2 separate regions of the Homo sapiens genome follow, and region 1 is linked to region 2. Evidence: chromatin loops called from intact Hi-C (ENCODE). Cell type or tissue: HCT116. All regions are shown on one strand. Each heading gives the region's core, and the rest is flanking DNA. Links, peaks and the distances in the headings are about the cores only. Region 1 overlaps HECTD1 (HECT domain E3 ubiquitin protein ligase 1). Region 2 overlaps HEATR5A (HEAT repeat containing 5A).

Region 1 (8,342 bases), core at 289-8,288, 220 kb before region 2:
GCTTGAAAATAAACTAGGGGAAAAAACCGGAAGTGTGTCTTGAAGATACTCAACTTACACTAGGCTTGATCACTTCCAAAATACTACCAGTAAGTTTCTAGTCAAAACCCAAGAACTTAAAATTTTCCCTTATTTTCTTTACCTTTTTTCCATTTGTAATGTGGTATCAACAGTTCTTCTAAACAGTGCTCATACATTTATGCAATTTATAAATTATCTTAAAAGAAAAAATTTAACTACCCATTTTCTACACAAAAGTGCTGAGCACCTACTCACCATTGTGTAGTTCTCCTGTGACAGTGCCTTCTCCCTGTGGGCTGCCATCCTGATCTCGCCATTTCCAATCCAGGCCTCTGATAACACGAGCTCCTGGAACCATGTATTTCAGAACCTGGGAACGTACTAGACGTCTCTGCCGTCTAAGATTAGCTTCTGCTTCTTTAGCTGCTTTCCCTGTCAGGTAGAAATTGGAGAAATAAAAACCAAATCACTTTTTACAAAAGTAATTGTTTTAGTAAGTTAGAAAAGCCTCGTATCATCTCTTTACCTAGCTGATCTTCACATACTCCATTTACAGTGCCATAAAGTTCGAATCCAGATAATGAGAGGTAGTGTGTTTGTCCACTGGCATTTTTCCCCATCTGTTTAATTCTCACATGTCTCCACCCTTGTTTCTCATCCTTTGGTGGATCAAGAGGCCAAGTTGCAGTTGACCTGTTAATATGTTAGAGAAAAAATTATGTAATATTTTAAAAGATGAAAAAGAAATTCAAGATGGGAAAGATTTTTTATATAACAGAGACCTGTAGAAAAAATAAACTAACTTTCATATTAACTCAACAGTTCATTACAAGAATCAAGAAATCAAAGGAAAAAAAGTAGTCAAGAGAACAAGTTAAAAACGAAACATTTAAATGTACGCTATTGATTTGACTCATAACATTAATGATTTATGATTAATATAATTCAAAGATAAAAGACAAAATGCTGGGTGCAGTGGTGTTTGGGTGGCTGAGGTGAGGGGAATCACTTGAGCCCAGAAGTTAGAAAGCAGCCAACATAACAAGACCCCATTCTCCTTAAAAAAAAAAAAAGGATGGTTTACAAAGAGTAGGAGAAATTCTCTTATGATGGAAAAACGGACTTAAAAACATTTTTGCAAACTTTTAAATAACGTATTAATATTTTGTCTTTAAAGCATGAAAGGGGTGAAAACATCACCTATTAATCCTAATGTTAAGAAGCTCCTCTCATACCATATCAAATGCCAAAAGCAATTTGGGTACATAATCTACCCCCTGATATGTGCCAAAATGCATAAATAAAATTTAGTAGAACTAATTTTTTAGAAGTTACTGACTTGTCTTTTAAAAACTTATTCAATACATAAAATTTAAGGATAAAAATAAAAACATTTTAAGTCAGCCTTAATTCTATAACGAGCAATAGCCACTGCTAATATGTTGAACATTCCTAAGTATTATGTGATTATATGGAGAGTTTATGGAAAGTTTATTTCACTTGTTTCCATTAGTGGGCTGTGTGTGTATGCATAAATGTGTGTGTGTGTGTGTGTGTGTGTGTGTGTGTGTGTGTGTGTGTGTGTGCGCGCGTATGTATATACAGCTATATACCAATTTTTAAAATAAATATTCACAGCATCTCAGCCTTTTGGCTAAGATACAGTGTAAAATAGCTCGGCTTTCTATTATTTAAACTAAACCTTTTGACAAAGTTTTAGTAAAGTCAGTGTTTCAAAGTTTTAATGCCTAAAGTATCAAGTGATTTGTTTTTAGAAAGAAAATTTTGCTTCAATATTTCACAAGGAAGAGAGCTCTAGAGTATAAAATTATAAAAATAAACAAAGCTCTTTAGTGAGTTTTCCAATTTGCAAAGACTCCTCAACTAACCCTGGTTCATTGAGACTGCAGTCATCAACATGGGTATACAAAGAAGTCCAGTTCTGTCCATCTTTGGATACCTGGAAAACCCAATTTCTCAGTGCAGACCTTCCATAACCACGAGCATGACGAAGTGTATATGCTGATGGTATCACCCAGAGACCCAGATCTATGGCAAACCAGGCATTCTTATCATCATTGCTATGACAATTTAAAGCTGAATTATCACGACTTAGTATGTCTTCTAAGCGGCCATAAGGTAGATTTCTTCCTTCTGATGACGTTACTACTACAAGTCCATAGGCAGCTGGATTTACCCATTCATAAGCAGTTCTATACAAAAATAAAGAAAAATTAGCAAATAACAACGTTAAGATAATTGCATTTGCACAAGGTTTTAAATACAGAATTATATTAAGTACAATTCTAGAATTAGCAATTTAGACATTTTTTCCTCATAAAAAGTAATTTGGATAATCTTAACTTCTACCTACAAGTCAAAATTCCTTAAACCACAGAATATTCAGAGTGCTAACAATTTTATTCTACTTCCTAGAATTCTTTTACCAAGTGAATATGGTCACTCCAGCTTAAAGTAAAATGACTGACTTACTTTGCATTTGTTCCAATCCAGTAAATGATTCCATTTTCATCAAAATCATGCTGGTGCCGAAATATAAAATTTTGTCCTTCTCTTAATTTTCGAACAAAAACAAATGAAGATCGGTCAAAATCATACCACTGTTTTGCTACCTAAACCAAAGAAAATATGAAAGACAGTCACCTTAATAATGCTGTTTTCAAGCACGTTACCTACTTTTTTCCTATCTCTTTAATGTGAATTGTTTTCTTTTATTATAACAAATGCTCATTTAGGCCGGGTGCGGTGGTTCACGCCTGTAATCCCAGCACTTTGGGAGGCGGAGGTGGGTGGATCATGAGGTCAAGAGATGGAGACCACCCTGGCCAACATGGTGAAACCCCGTTTCTACTAAAAATACAAAAATTAGCCAGGCGTGGTGGCAGGTGCCTATAGTCCCAGCTACTTGGGAGGCTGAGGCAGGAGAATCACTTGAACCTGGGAGGCGGAGGTTGCAGTGAGCCGAGATTGTGCCACTGCACTCCAGCCTGGCAACAGAGCAAGACTCTGTCTCAAAACAAAACAACAACAACAACAAAAACAAAAAACAAATGCTCATTTAAAAATATAAAGAAAAATAAAAAGTCCCACAACCAAAGCACCTCACTATTAATAATCACAGAGTATTTCTTTAGTTTATTATTTCAATGGATAGGATAAAACAAATTCTTGATCATACTGTACAAAAACATTTTTCTGTTATCATTAGTCTTTATACATTTTTATGGCTATATGATACTCAAATTAATAGAAATAATTATCACACACATTTGTCAATTAAATTTAAATTTTTAATATGAATTATCTATTTAACATTAATTTATTGATTGGAATTAAGGTTTTTGTTTACTATTTCAATATTACAAAATTATAATAAACATCTTCATGTAGAAATCAGTTCTAAAATGGAATTACTGGGCCAAACTGTATTACCATAACTCTGGATATATACTTCCCAAATTATTGTCCTAAAAGGCTAAACCACAGCTCAGAATGCTTATTTCACCGTGCCCTTGCCAGAAACTCACCATTTTCAAAAGGTACTGTTCCAGAGATTCAACTGTAGCCAAAGGTTCCATCTTCAACATTCTGCCAGTCCTGTCAATCAATGCAGTTTCACCAGGTGCACGTTCCAACCGAAATCGTAATCTCCTTGTAAGTATCTACACAAAAACGATCAAAATACTCTGGAAAACGTCTTGGTTTCTGTCTCAGAATTGTAAAAAATGATATACCCTAAAACAACTGAGATTTGGATTTATTAACTATAAACATAATAGAACTATGAACAAATGTCTGTTTTCTATCAAAGATTCTTTTTTTTTTTCTTTTTTTCTGAGACGGAGTCTCACTCTGTTGCCCAGGCTGGAGTGCAGTGGCGCGATCTCGGTTCACTGCAAGCTTCACCTCCCGGGTTCATGCCATTCTCCTGCCTCAGCCTCCTGAGTAGCTGGGACTACAGGCGCCCACCACCACGCCCGGCTAATTTTTTGTATTTTTTAGTAGAGACGGGGTTTCACCTTGTTAGCCAGGATGGTCTTGATCTCCTGACCTCGTGATCCACCCTTCTTGGCCTCTCAAAGTGCTGGGATTACAGGCGTGAGCCACCACACCCGGCCTTTTTTTTTTTTTTTTTTTTTTTTTGAGATGGGAGTCTTGTTCCTGTTGCCCAGGCTAGAGTGCAGTGGAGTGATCTCGGTTTACTGCAACCTCTGCCTCCCGGCTTCAAGCAATTCTCCTACCTCAGCCTCCTGAGTAGTTGGGATTACAGGTGCGTGCCACCACGCCCGGCTACTTTTTGTATTTTTAGTAGAGATGGGTTTCACTATGTTGGCCAGGCTGGTCTCAAACTCCTGACCTCAGGTGACCCGCCTACCTTGGTCTCCCAAACTGCTGGGATTACAGGCGTGAGACACCACGCCCAGCCTATTAAACATTCTTTAGGCCAGGCACAGTGACTCAGACCTGTAATCCTAGCACTTCAGGAGTCTGAGGCAAGAGGATCAATTGCTTGTGCCTAGGAGTTCAAGACCGGCCTGGGCAACACAGTGAGACCTCATCTCTACATATTAAAACAAACAAACCAACAAAAAATTAGCCAGGCATGCATGCCTGTAGTCCCAGGTATTGGAGAGGCTAAGGCGGGAGGATCAGCTGAGCCTGGGACACGGAGAGTGCAGCGAGCTGAGATCACGACACTGCACTCCAGCCTGTGCAACAGAGCTAGACCCAGTCTTGAAAAGAAAAAAAGAAAAAAAAGAAAACAATCCAACAGGAAAGATTCTTTTATAAAAGGGACACTAAGTAAGTTACAGTGGCTATCAAGTAAAAGACAAACTTAACTTCCTAGAATTTCTAAACAACTTCTAAATATACACAGTTTAAATAAACTTACAAAACTTCTTAACTTCTAAATATACACAGTTTAAATAAACTTATAAAACTTCTTAATCAAAGTGACTTATAACTCACAATTTTCCAGGTAAGTTTTTGAAAAGTAGCTAATTAGCTTACTCCGCTAGAATATATTCTACAGGATAAGCATCCCTAATCTACAAATCTGGAATCTTGAAATGCTCCAAAATCTGAAACTTTCTGAGCACTGACATGATGCTCAAATGCTCACTGGAGCATTTCAGATTTTGGACTAGGAATGCTGAATCGGTAACAAATATTATAAAATCCAAAACACTTCTGGTTCCAAGCATTTTGGATAAGGAATACTCAACCTGTATAATCAAAGGCTAATAAACTTTAAAAGATGCAAAATAGTTTTTAATCCAATACATTTTAGTAAGCAACAAGCACAGGACTAGCAATTTTAGGTAGATTCATTTCTGTATAAATCTTAACTAATTCCTATAAAAACAATTAAAGATTTATATGTGCATTTCGGTAGTTTTAGACAGCAAAATTACCAGAGAGCACATTCCTGGCCTTCCTCTCTTTGGATCTTGCACAATCTCCTGAAGTGAAAAATGCATAATAAAAGGCATCGGTGCACTGTCTTTGAGACTTATCTCCAACTCATCCACTTACCAGGAATAAAGCTTAAAAACAATGGACCAAACAGTCCCCATTACTCCTGTTATTCTGTCTGAAACAAAACACAAAGTAGCCCTCCACATCTTTTACATATAGAATATCAGGTGCAACTACTGCACTGTAAAACTCCCTAAATAAGTACTCTAGTTTGGGAGTCTAGTGGCACTGATAACAGTATTGGGTTCTCAGAGGTATGGCAAGTTTTGTTAGCTTTGCATTGCTTTGGCATATATAGATCCTCAATCACTCATTAAAGGCTATTATTCAAAAGAAACTATTCCATGCAGTAGAATGCAGAACAGTTTAGATAAAGGCAAAATTCAAAGCAGAAGGCCTTGCTAGGAAACACTAAAAAACCCACAAAAAAAGTGATAAAGTTCTGGGCTAGGACATTAGTAAAATGTATTGTTTGTTTGCATCTAGATCCCAGCTACTAAAGAAAAGAATAATTGAATGAATGAGAATGTAAATAGGAAGTTACATATTATATACAGATATATATATATATATATCTGTATGGGGAGGAGGAGGGAAGGAAAAGAGGCTATGAAACCATGTGATTGATAGGAATAGTGAAGACTTGGGCAATCTGACTCTAACCACTGACATAAAGACCCGAAAAAAATTGTGCTTAAAATATCTTGACTTTTTTTCTTATGTTTACAATATAGTGATAAGGAAGGGACTTGCCATGGTCTGAATGTTTGTGTCCCCGCAAAATTCATGTGTTAAAACTTAATCCCCAGTGCAGTGGTGTTGGATGGTGGAACTTCTGGGGGGGCTCTGCCCTCATGAATGGGATTAGTGTCCTTATAAAAGAGGCCTGAGAGATCTTGTTCATCCCTTCTACAATGTGAGAACACAGTTAGAAGGTTCCATCTAAGAGGAATAGGCCCTCACGAGACACCAAATCTGCTAGCACCTTGATCTTGGACTTCCCAGCCACCAGAATTGTGAGCAATGAATTTCTGTTTATTAAGTTCGCAGGAATTTTGTTACAGCAGCCCAAATGGACTAAGACAGAACTGACTCATAATTGTAGAATAAGAGGAACCCTTTTCTCAGCTTTTTCCACTGATACCTTTTGCCACTTATGATCTACGAAATATAATGCTTTTAACAAATATTAAATGAATGCATCATTTTCCAGTGATTTGATCAAACAAAACAGACTTCAAGTCATTAAGATCAATCAAATGGCATATAAGCTAAAATCTTTAAAGATTAAGTAGAATCATTTTTATTTTAATCCGATGTGAAAGAAAATAATTTTTTTTAAAGAAAAGTGTCACACTGTTCCTAGATGCATTCAGCAATACTAGCTACTACATTTTTTATGGTTACCTGGAGGTTATATGTGGATCCTGGTGTATCATACAAATGGAGAGGTAGACGTTCAATAGATTCTAGTACAGCTATTAACTTTCGAATTAACGCAACTGCTGGTCGACTGCGAAGAAATAATTATTATTAAGAGGTTTTGTATAACTACATGTAAATGTTCATGCAGAAAATATGGTAATCAACTTCAATATATACCCCTACTTTTTCATGACTACAGTTTAATTTTTGTATTAGATTATGTCTGAGTAGAAATACTCTCACAACTCAATTTCCTTTACTTAAGAATAAAACATTTCATTTTTCTAATAAAAACTTAATTATATTTAAAGCAGATGTATGATTTATTTTTAAAGTTTAAATAATTTTACTGGATAATATTTGATAAATAAAAAAGAATATAAAGCAACAAAGTTTTGAAAAAATATTTGATGGCTAGGGTATCACAACATATACTTTCTCATTATTAGTGTAAACTGCAATGACACTTCCGGAAAACAATGTGAAAATTTGAATCAAGAACTTTCAAAAATCGTCTTGCAGAGCTGGGCAAGGTGGTATATGCTGGAGTCCCAGCTACAAGGGAAGCTGAGAAAAGAGAATTGCTTGAGCCCAGGAGTTTAAGGCTGTAGTGCAAAATTCTGGCACCCGTAAATAGCCACTGGACTCCAGCCTCAGCAACACAGCAAGACTCCATCTCTTAAAAAAAAAAGAAATCATCTATAACCTATAACACAGTATTACCACTTACGGAATTTATGTAAAAAGATGCTTCCATTGAGACTAGTATATTTAAGTATTAGTAATAGTTTGCAAAGAGCTAAAACACAGTAATACTTCAAAACATTATACATCCATAAAGATATAATATGCATTCATTAAAAATGAAATTTGAAATTAACACAATTATCTGAATAAATTGTATAACTTGTTATTTGACAAGTGCAATCCCATTCAAATGTACACAGAATAATATAATGAACCTTTATCAACCCAGCTTTAGCAATTAGCTACTAATGGCCAATCTCCATCCAGGTTTTTTTCTTTTTTTTTTTTTGTTATAGAGTCTCACTCTGTCACCTAGGCTGGAGTACGGTGGCTCAATCTCAGCTCACTGCAACTTCTGCCTCCAGGGTTCAAGGGATTCTCCTGCCTCAGCCTCCCGAGTAGCTGGGATTAAAGACGCCCACCACCAGGCCCAACTAACTTTTGTATTTTTAGTAGAGATGGGTTTTTGCCATGTTGGCCAGGCTGGTCTCGAACTCCTGACCTGAAGTGATCCACCCACCTCAGCCTCCCAAAGTCCTGGGATTACAGGCGTGAGCCACCGTGCCTGGCCTACTTCTTCTTATATATTTTGAAAAAATACTAAAGAGCTTATCATTTCATCCAGAGATAGTCTTTGTACATAAATC
Region 2 (8,342 bases), core at 105-8,104:
TAGGTTCTTTAAACTACTGCAGTAATTGTAAGCATGAGAATGCACATTCCAATAACTGGAAAACTAAAATTTGAGATAATACCAACAAATGTAGTCAATATTGATATAACTCCACAAATATTATATGTAACACATAGCCTCACAGAATTCAAGGCAGGAAGACTGCTTGAAGCTAGGAGTTTACGACCAGCCTGGGCAACACAGTGAGACCTCTGATGCTACAAGAAATCAAAAAGTTAGCTAGGCATAGTGGCACATGACTGTAGTCCTAGCTACCCAGGAGGCTGAAGCAGAAGGGTCACTTGAGCCCAGGAGTTCAAGGTTACAGTGAGCTATGATCATGCCACTGTACTCCAGCCTGGGTGACAAAGCAAGATCCTGTCTCAGAGAAAGAAAGAAAGAAAAAAAAAAAAACAATAAAAATGATGTGAAAAGTGCTAAAAAGGTAATGTTAAATGAAAAAAGCAAGAGTTAAAATTGTTTTACATATAGTATAGTCCCAAGTATATTTTCAAAGCATAGTTGGGGATCCAAAGAGCTATGGTGCTTCTGGTTAGCTATAGATGCCATCATAGCTCATTGCAGCCTCGACCTCCTGGGCTTAAGTGATCCTCCAGCCTCAGCCACCAAAGTACCTGGGAGTATAGGAACACATTACCCACACCCTGCTAATTTTTTTTTTTTTTTAAAAGAGATGATATCTCACTATGTTGCTTAGGCTGGTCTTGAACTCCTAAGCTCAAGCGATCCTCCAGCCTCGGCCTCTGAAAGTGCTAGGATTATAGGGGTAAACCACTGTGCCTGGTCATTTTTCTTCTTTTATAATGTTTGTGAATCCAAATTTCATTATATACACATACTAAAATTTATTCAACCACTCTGCTACTGGTGAGAAAAATGTTCGAATTTTCACAATTCTAATTAAGATAAATACACACAATATTTCATGTCCTTATAGCACAGAGGTTTTAATTCCTTATGTCAAGATTAAATACATGTAACCATAAAATAAACCACCCCATCTTACCATTAATTTCTCTTTAAAACATTGTTTCTGTGCCCTATACTTCATTTTCCCTCTTTTCTCCCTTTAAATGAGAAACCTGAAATACGCTGAAGATAACTTTTTCAGTTGTAAATTATCTTGATGGCAGGAAGCTTATAATTTTATCTTCATCTCCCTAATATCTTGTGTTTGGCATGTAGTAGGCAGTCAGGTGTGCTTATTAAGCAAGCATAAAAGACAACAGCATCAGGTAATTAAACACACGGCATGACTGGCTGAACATGAAAATATGGATATACTTTCATCTGACCTTCATGTACTTTCAATAATATCCCTAAGTCCTTTAAAACTAGATCTCCATCATTCTGCTGAGGCTACAAGGCAAGCTGTCCTGTAAATGGCAATTTTATTATCAAATCAGAATAGACATGGGGATCGTGCCTTTAAAAAACCTAACTGTACAAGGAGTTAAAGAGTAAAAAGGAAGGTATCGAGGCTATGTGTACATCATAAGGGTTGGGGAAAGCAGTATGTATAAAATCAATTTATAAAATGTAATAAAGGCCAGGCGCAATGGCAAACACCTACAATCCCAGCACTTTAGGAAGCCAAGGTGGGAAGATCACCTGATGTCAGGAGTTTGAGACCAGCCTGGACAACATGGTGAAACTCCATCTCTATTAAAAATATAAAAACTAGCCAGGCGTGGTGGCATGTGCCTGTACTCCCAGCTACTTGGGAGGCTGAGGTAGGAGAACTGCTTGAGCCAAGAGTGGAGGTTGCAGTGAGCTGAGATGGCACCGCTGTACTCCAGCCTGGGTGACAAAGCGAGACTCCATCTCCAAAAATAAAAAATAAAAATAAAAATAAAAATAAAATGTAATAAAAATGGTGGAACACTAAGAATACTTAGAAAAGTACTTATTTCCTTACTTCAAGGTTAATTGTATTTATCGTAATAAATTTGAAAAACTCAGAAAAGCACATTAAAAAAAAAATAAAATTTACCCCAAATCCCACCACCTACAAAGAGCCGCCATTAACATTTTGACATCTTTGTTCTTTTCTCCCTTAGACATATGAGTAAAATTTTTAGAAAACAGAGATTGTATTGTACATACTTTGTTAATAACTTGTTTTGTTTCCCCTAAACAATATTATCAGGGATTTTCCCATCTTATTAACTATTATATGGTTTTACTATAATAGTATTACTGAATAGCTACTAGTATTGTATATTCTGGCAACATAATTTATTTAACCAACTTCCTAGTTTGGGACATTTAGGCTATTTCTAATTTTTCTTATTACAAATAACATGCTAAGTATCTTGCATATGAAAATTTTTCTGGTGGCTCACGCCTGTAATTCTAGCACTTTGGGCGGCAGAGGCAGGAGGATCGCTTGAGCCCATGAGTTCGAGACCAGCCTAGGCAACATAGTGAGACCTTATCTCCACTAAAAAGAAAAAAAATTAGCCAGTGTATTGGTGCCTGACTGTAGACCCAGCTACTTAGGAAGCTGAGGCAGGACGATTGCTTGAGCTTGGGAGACTGAAGCTGCAGTGAGGCAAAATAGCACCACTGCATTCCAGCCTGGATGACAGAATGAGACGCTGCCTCAAAAAAAAATCACAAAAACAAACAAGAAAAGTTTTCTGCCCATTGTTTAAGTCCATATTTAAGGCATTTTTTGTTTTTTTTTGAGATGGAGTCTCGCTCTGTCGCCCAGGCTGGAGTGCAGTGGCGTGATCTCAACTCACTGCAAGCTCTGCCTCCCAGGTTCATGCCATTCTTGTGTCTCAGCCTCCTGAGTAGCTGGGACTACAGGCGCCCACACTACACCTGGCTAATTTTTTTTTATTTTTAGTAGAGACGGGGTTTCACCGTGTTAACCAGGATGGTCTTGATCTCTTGGCCTCGTGATCCGCCCGCCTCGGCTTCCCAAAGTGCTGGGATTACAGGAGTGAGCCACTGCGCCTGGCCGGCATTTTTTTTTTTTTAAGAACATATTTATGTCCAAAGCAACCTACAGGAAGATTACGGAGGGTAAATGTGACAACAATGGGGAATTAAGAATAACTGTATGATCAAGCTCCCAAGTTTAAAAACCTATAACGTCATTATTAGATCATATCCTACATCTGTTATCATGAAATTGTATCGCACTGGAAGTTATAAAAATACGTAAGGTTAGAGATTAAGAATTTGTTGCACTGTACTATAAGTTGACCTATACAATTATTTCTTGACCACATTCATGGACCAAAGACTACAAAACAGGATTGTCAGAGCTCAAAATCTTTTTCTTCATCTTCTGCCCCCCAATCCTGAAAGAGATTGAATACACTATTAACTAATCAAGGATTCAAGATATATGACACCAATTCCTATAGAGATCTCAACAAAAGATTCTGATCTTCAGGAAGATGGAGATGAGTTATTTTTAGTAATACTGAATTAGTACTCATAAGTAGTATCAATTATAACATATAATTATCAGTTTGGAATGAAATGATAGGTACTAAAAGTTTTGAGTCTAGATGGAATAAAAGTGCAGTTAACTGAATAAAGGGTGAAGATGTAACATTTGAAAATGTTGATTTATTTTACATTATACATTTTACATTATAAACCCTTTAGACAGGGGGTACACACAGTATACACAAAACAGTAACCACAAACAAAAACAAAATAATACTTTTTAGAGGGTATATAATGGCAAAATTTTTTACTACTGAGAATTATAACTGTTTAAGCTTTTCCTCTCTGTCCATCCATTCCCAAGTGACATCATTTGTTGAAGCAGTCCATTTATCACAATCACCTAAGGAGTTTAAAAACTTTCAGTGCCCACCACCATAGTATGCATACCATACTAATCAGGATCTTCAGTATCTTAAAAATTTGCCTGGATAATTCCAATGTGCAAGTCAGGGGTGGAACAATCCTCAGGTGAATTAATCAACTCATTCTTTGCAATTAGATGAAAATCTATTTAAAAGCAACCACAAACGCAGGCCAGGAGCAGTAGCTTACACCTGTAATCCCAGGACTTTGGGAGGCTGACGGGGGCAGATCACCTGAGGTCAGGAGTTCAAGAACAGCCTGGCCAACATGGCGAAAGCCCATCTCTACTAAAAATATAAAAATTAGCCAGGCATGGTGGCGTGTGCTGTAGTCCCAGCTACTCGGGAGGCCGAGGCAGGAGAATCACTTGAACCTGGGAGGCGGAGGTTGCAGTGAGCCGAGATGGTGCCACTGCACTCCAGCCTGGTTGACAGAGCAAAACTCTGTCTCAAAACAAAACAAAACAAAAAATAAAGTAACCACACACAGGCTGGGCATAGTGGCTCATGCCTATAATCTCAGCACTTTGGGAGGCCGAGGAGGGCGGATCACCTGAGGTCAGGAGATTGAGACCAGCTTGGCCAACATTATGAAACCCCATCTCCACTAAAAGATGCAAAAATTAGCCAGGCATGGGGGTGCATGCCTGTAATCCCAGCTACTTGGGAGGCTGAGGCAGGAGAATCACTTGAAACCCAGGAGGCGGATGTTGCAGTGAGCCACCGCACTCCAGCCTGGGCTGTCTCAAAGAAAAAAAAAGTAACCACAAACAATACATGATTGAGATCAATATTATTTCTTTTCTGTATAAAATATCTTGACTTTCCAACCGGTAAACATTTTTACGTTAGAACCCTACAGTCAGAATAGAGAGAATCAACTAATTTAAAAGACAATTACATATGCATTAATAAATTGTGCATTAATTTATATTACGTAAGTATTATTTCCAACCTTAGGACAACCACATGTTACACAACTGTTTAAACATAAGGCTAACCACAATAACAACAAAATGGCTTGAAATATTCGGTTGCTGTTTAAATTTAGATACTTTAATTAAGACCTTTCTTCTCTAGAACTCAAATGTAAGGCCAAAAAGCAAACAGCCTGATATTTTACATAAATATCATATCTGGCATAACAGGAAATTAGAAACTTAACTTCCCTATTCATGTAGTTTCTATCTTCTGGTTCTGTAACGACACCTACTGGAGACTGTGGATAACTGCTTATAACCCACTTTCTGTATCTGGGATCTTGCCAGGCCACTTCTTTATAAATATATTTTTGAGACAGTGTCTTGCTCTGTTGCTAAGGCTGGAGTGCAGTGGCGAGATCTTGGCTCACTGCAACCTCTAACTCCCAGTATCAAGCGAACCTCCCACCTCAGCCTCCTCAGTAGCTGGGACTACAGTTGCACACCACCATGCACAGCTAATTTTTTTATTTTTGTAGAGAAGGAGTTTTGCATGTTGCCTAGGCTGCTCTTGAACTGTTGGGCTCAAGCAATTTGCCTGCCTTGGCCTCCCAAAGTGCTTGGTTACAGGTGTAAACTACTGTGCCTGGTCACCTACTATTTTTTTTCCAAAATAGTTAGAATCCTGTTTGTTCCAAATTTGTTAGAATCCAAACAGAATGATAGGGTTTGCTTTTATCTGTTCTCAATGTTTTTATCAAAACAAACAAAATCTCCCCTTCCTTGAATATTCATTATTATTATTATAACTTAGGTGGGGATACAAAAACTATGAGCACATTAAAAAATTCATTAAACTTAGTAAGAAAGGATCTTCCTGAAACTGCAATTGGGCAATAAATCCGAAAAGAAAACTTCTCTAGAATAGTAAAATCACTTTTTTAAGAGGAAAGGCTGTAAAAAGTATATTTTCTTTTTTGCTTTTCCACCTTAGACCCATCAAAGATAGTGGAACCATTTAAGAACAGGCTTAATTTAAATCCTTTGCTTAAAAGGCCAGCCCTGTTTCATCCACAGTAGTTATTGGTATATTAATCCAAATTAATTATTCTAAAGTAATTATATGCTCTATAAAAAGGCAGTTACAGACTAGTTCAAATTTCATCCTCTCCATGAATCTTTCTTTGAATATTCCAAACCACTGTAATTTTCCTCTTCATTCATTAACAATTCAGTCATATATTCTCTTATCACCATAACCTTATAGTTACAGTATTACAGGAAATGCTACAAATACATTTGGAAAAAACACTATCTTTTGAAACTGAAGCTAGTAAAAATCAATATAAATTTCATTCACTTTTCTATGCAATGAAAGCACATCATCCCAAGACCTGTTTCAGAGAGGTGTTGGTGATGAAATTAAAATATTTTTCTAAGTCTTCACCAAAGAGATAAAGGTAAATTGTCTAACTGGTATCCTCTGGAAGATATAACTGGATAAGAAGATATAATAAAAGCTATGATCTAGTCAAATGCATGGTTGTTGGTCGAGAGAGAGGAAATGAATGAATGAATCAGTGCGGATGACAGTGATTTGTAAACTATTATTAGCCACAATAGCCTATGAGAGAGATTCACTTCCCATTTCGTTTTTCAGATAGTAACAAGAATTTCCTGGATAGTGGATTTTGATGCCTGAGAAATGTATATGTCCAGTTACTAATTAAGAAACTATCATTCTCAATGAGAAATCATTATCACCCTTTGGTTTTTCAAAACCAAAGTCCATTTTTTGGGGAGGACATCTTGTATTTATTAATTTTTCACATACAATAGCATAAGATGGAAATCCCTACATAGTATGAGGTATACAACATGATGTTTTTAACGAGGCTTTGCTCATATATACATTGTGAAATAGATTACCACAATCAAGTTAATTAAATATCTATTATCTTTGTGTGTGTATGTGTGTGTGTTCTAAAGCAGGGGGGCCCCAACCAGTGGGCCACGGACTGGTACTGGTCCACGGCCTGTTAGGAATTGGGCCGCACAGCAGGAGGTGAGTGGCGGGCAAGCGAGCATTATCATCTGAGCCAAACTCTTGTCAGATCAGCAGTGGCATTAGATTCTCACAGGAGTGTGAACCCTATTGTCAACTGTGCATGTGAGGGATCTAGGTTGTGCACCCCTCACAATGCCTGATGATCTGAGGTGGAATAGTTTTATCCCAAAACCTCCTCCTATCCCTACGCCATGGACGAACTGTCTTTCGCCATACTGGTCCCTGGTGCCTAAAAGGTTGGGGACCACTGGTCTAAAGTTCATTTTAAGTGAACTGATAAAAACCATTTAAAATCCCTCCAACTGAAGACAAATCCCTGGACCTTTAATGGTTCCAAAAAATTTCCAAGGTAAGAAAGCCTATGAGACCTAGTCTAAGAAAAAACCTAGTATGTGTCTTTGTAATGACTGCTCATAAATCAGTATCTTATGTCATTATTTTTCATTTGTATTTTCAGCTAGATGATAAGCTGTGAGCAAAGTATTGTATCCACAACAGTTCTAGTGGTTTTAGGCATTTAATCATTTCTTATTAAGTATTAGCCAAGTGAATAATTAAACAAAAACTTATATTTCACCTTCACCTGTTATTTATAAGAAATCATTTACGCTAATGAGATCTCTGGCAACATTCTTCTTACCCACCAGTTCTCTATTATCCATTCACTGAACCATTGAAGATATTTACCTTTGAGTTTCTCCCACATGAGCGCATACAACCCCAAAGAGCTTGGATGCAGAACTAATAACTGATAGTGCTGGAGGTAAGGGCTTAGGCACTGAATCTCCCTCTACATCTTTCTCATAAATCGAATAAGGGTCATATTCAAGACTTCCGCAAGCAACACCATTACCAAGCAGGAGCTAAAAGGGAAAAAAAGTATATAAGGTTTTAAAATCACTGATCACAGATTGAATCTAATCAAGAGTAAAAAATGGCCATACCTGTTCTTCAATAAATCTATGGTCAGTCTCTTGTAGGAAAGGACTTAGTATCAAAAGATCATCCTGATGACAGAGGGGTGGAAGTAAAAATGTAGATGCTGCCACCTGAATATCAGGGGCAGTCAAGTCAGCAGCCAGCTCTCTGAGGATAGCACAGAGGTTTCCTGTTGAGTCACAGAAAAAGAGCAATTAGTACTATTAATTATCTGGTGAGAGTATGGGATTTAAAACTCAGGTTGAGCTTTAATGCACCCACTGGCCAACTTTAACATATCACAGCCAAAAGACTGTATTTCTCATCCTTGAAAACTGCCCTAGAAATGACTGGCTCAACTACGTGTTGCTAGTAACAAGGTTAAGAATGGATACTAAAAGAACATCTCAAAGTGTAAGAGTGTGTGTGTGTGTGTGTGTGTGTGTGTGTGTGTGTGTACATACCTTAAGGTATAACATGACATAAAATATAAAAATAGATGTAAAAAAAGATTTACAAAAGCAGATATGTTTTTTAAAAAAGCACAGTCTGAAAAAATGTATAAGAATTAGCCTGAGGCCG

What was found. Peaks named below come from ENCODE experiments on the same cell type or tissue, not always from the same donor. Only the 100,000 strongest peaks of a DNase experiment are listed, where the experiment ranks them.
Region 1: a loop joins it to region 2, with 2.2 times the contacts of the local background. A loop is called at or near these places in 35 of 110 quality-filtered maps.

The regions. Positions count from the first base shown.
Region 1 is chr14:31,132,962-31,141,303 of GRCh38, forward strand. HECTD1 (HECT domain E3 ubiquitin protein ligase 1) reads right to left here. Exons shown (of 43, transcript NM_015382.4): 19 at 6,931-7,036; 20 at 3,570-3,704; 21 at 2,515-2,654; 22 at 1,911-2,234; 23 at 548-714; 24 at 277-453. Among named protein-coding and RNA genes, the nearest start is that of HECTD1, 71 kb to the right of the region's middle. In HCT116, for the core only: no CTCF peak of the experiment used is centred there; a DNase peak (open chromatin) is centred at 4,520; H3K4me3 peaks cover 337 bases; H3K27ac peaks cover 801 bases.
Region 2 is chr14:31,351,108-31,359,449 of GRCh38, forward strand. It overlaps HEATR5A (HEAT repeat containing 5A), which reads right to left. Exons shown (of 36, transcript NM_015473.4): 15 at 7,787-7,950; 16 at 7,530-7,705. Among named protein-coding and RNA genes, the nearest start is that of HEATR5A, 65 kb to the right of the region's middle. In HCT116, for the core only: a CTCF peak has its summit at 5,066 (motif pointing left); a DNase peak (open chromatin) is centred at 5,074.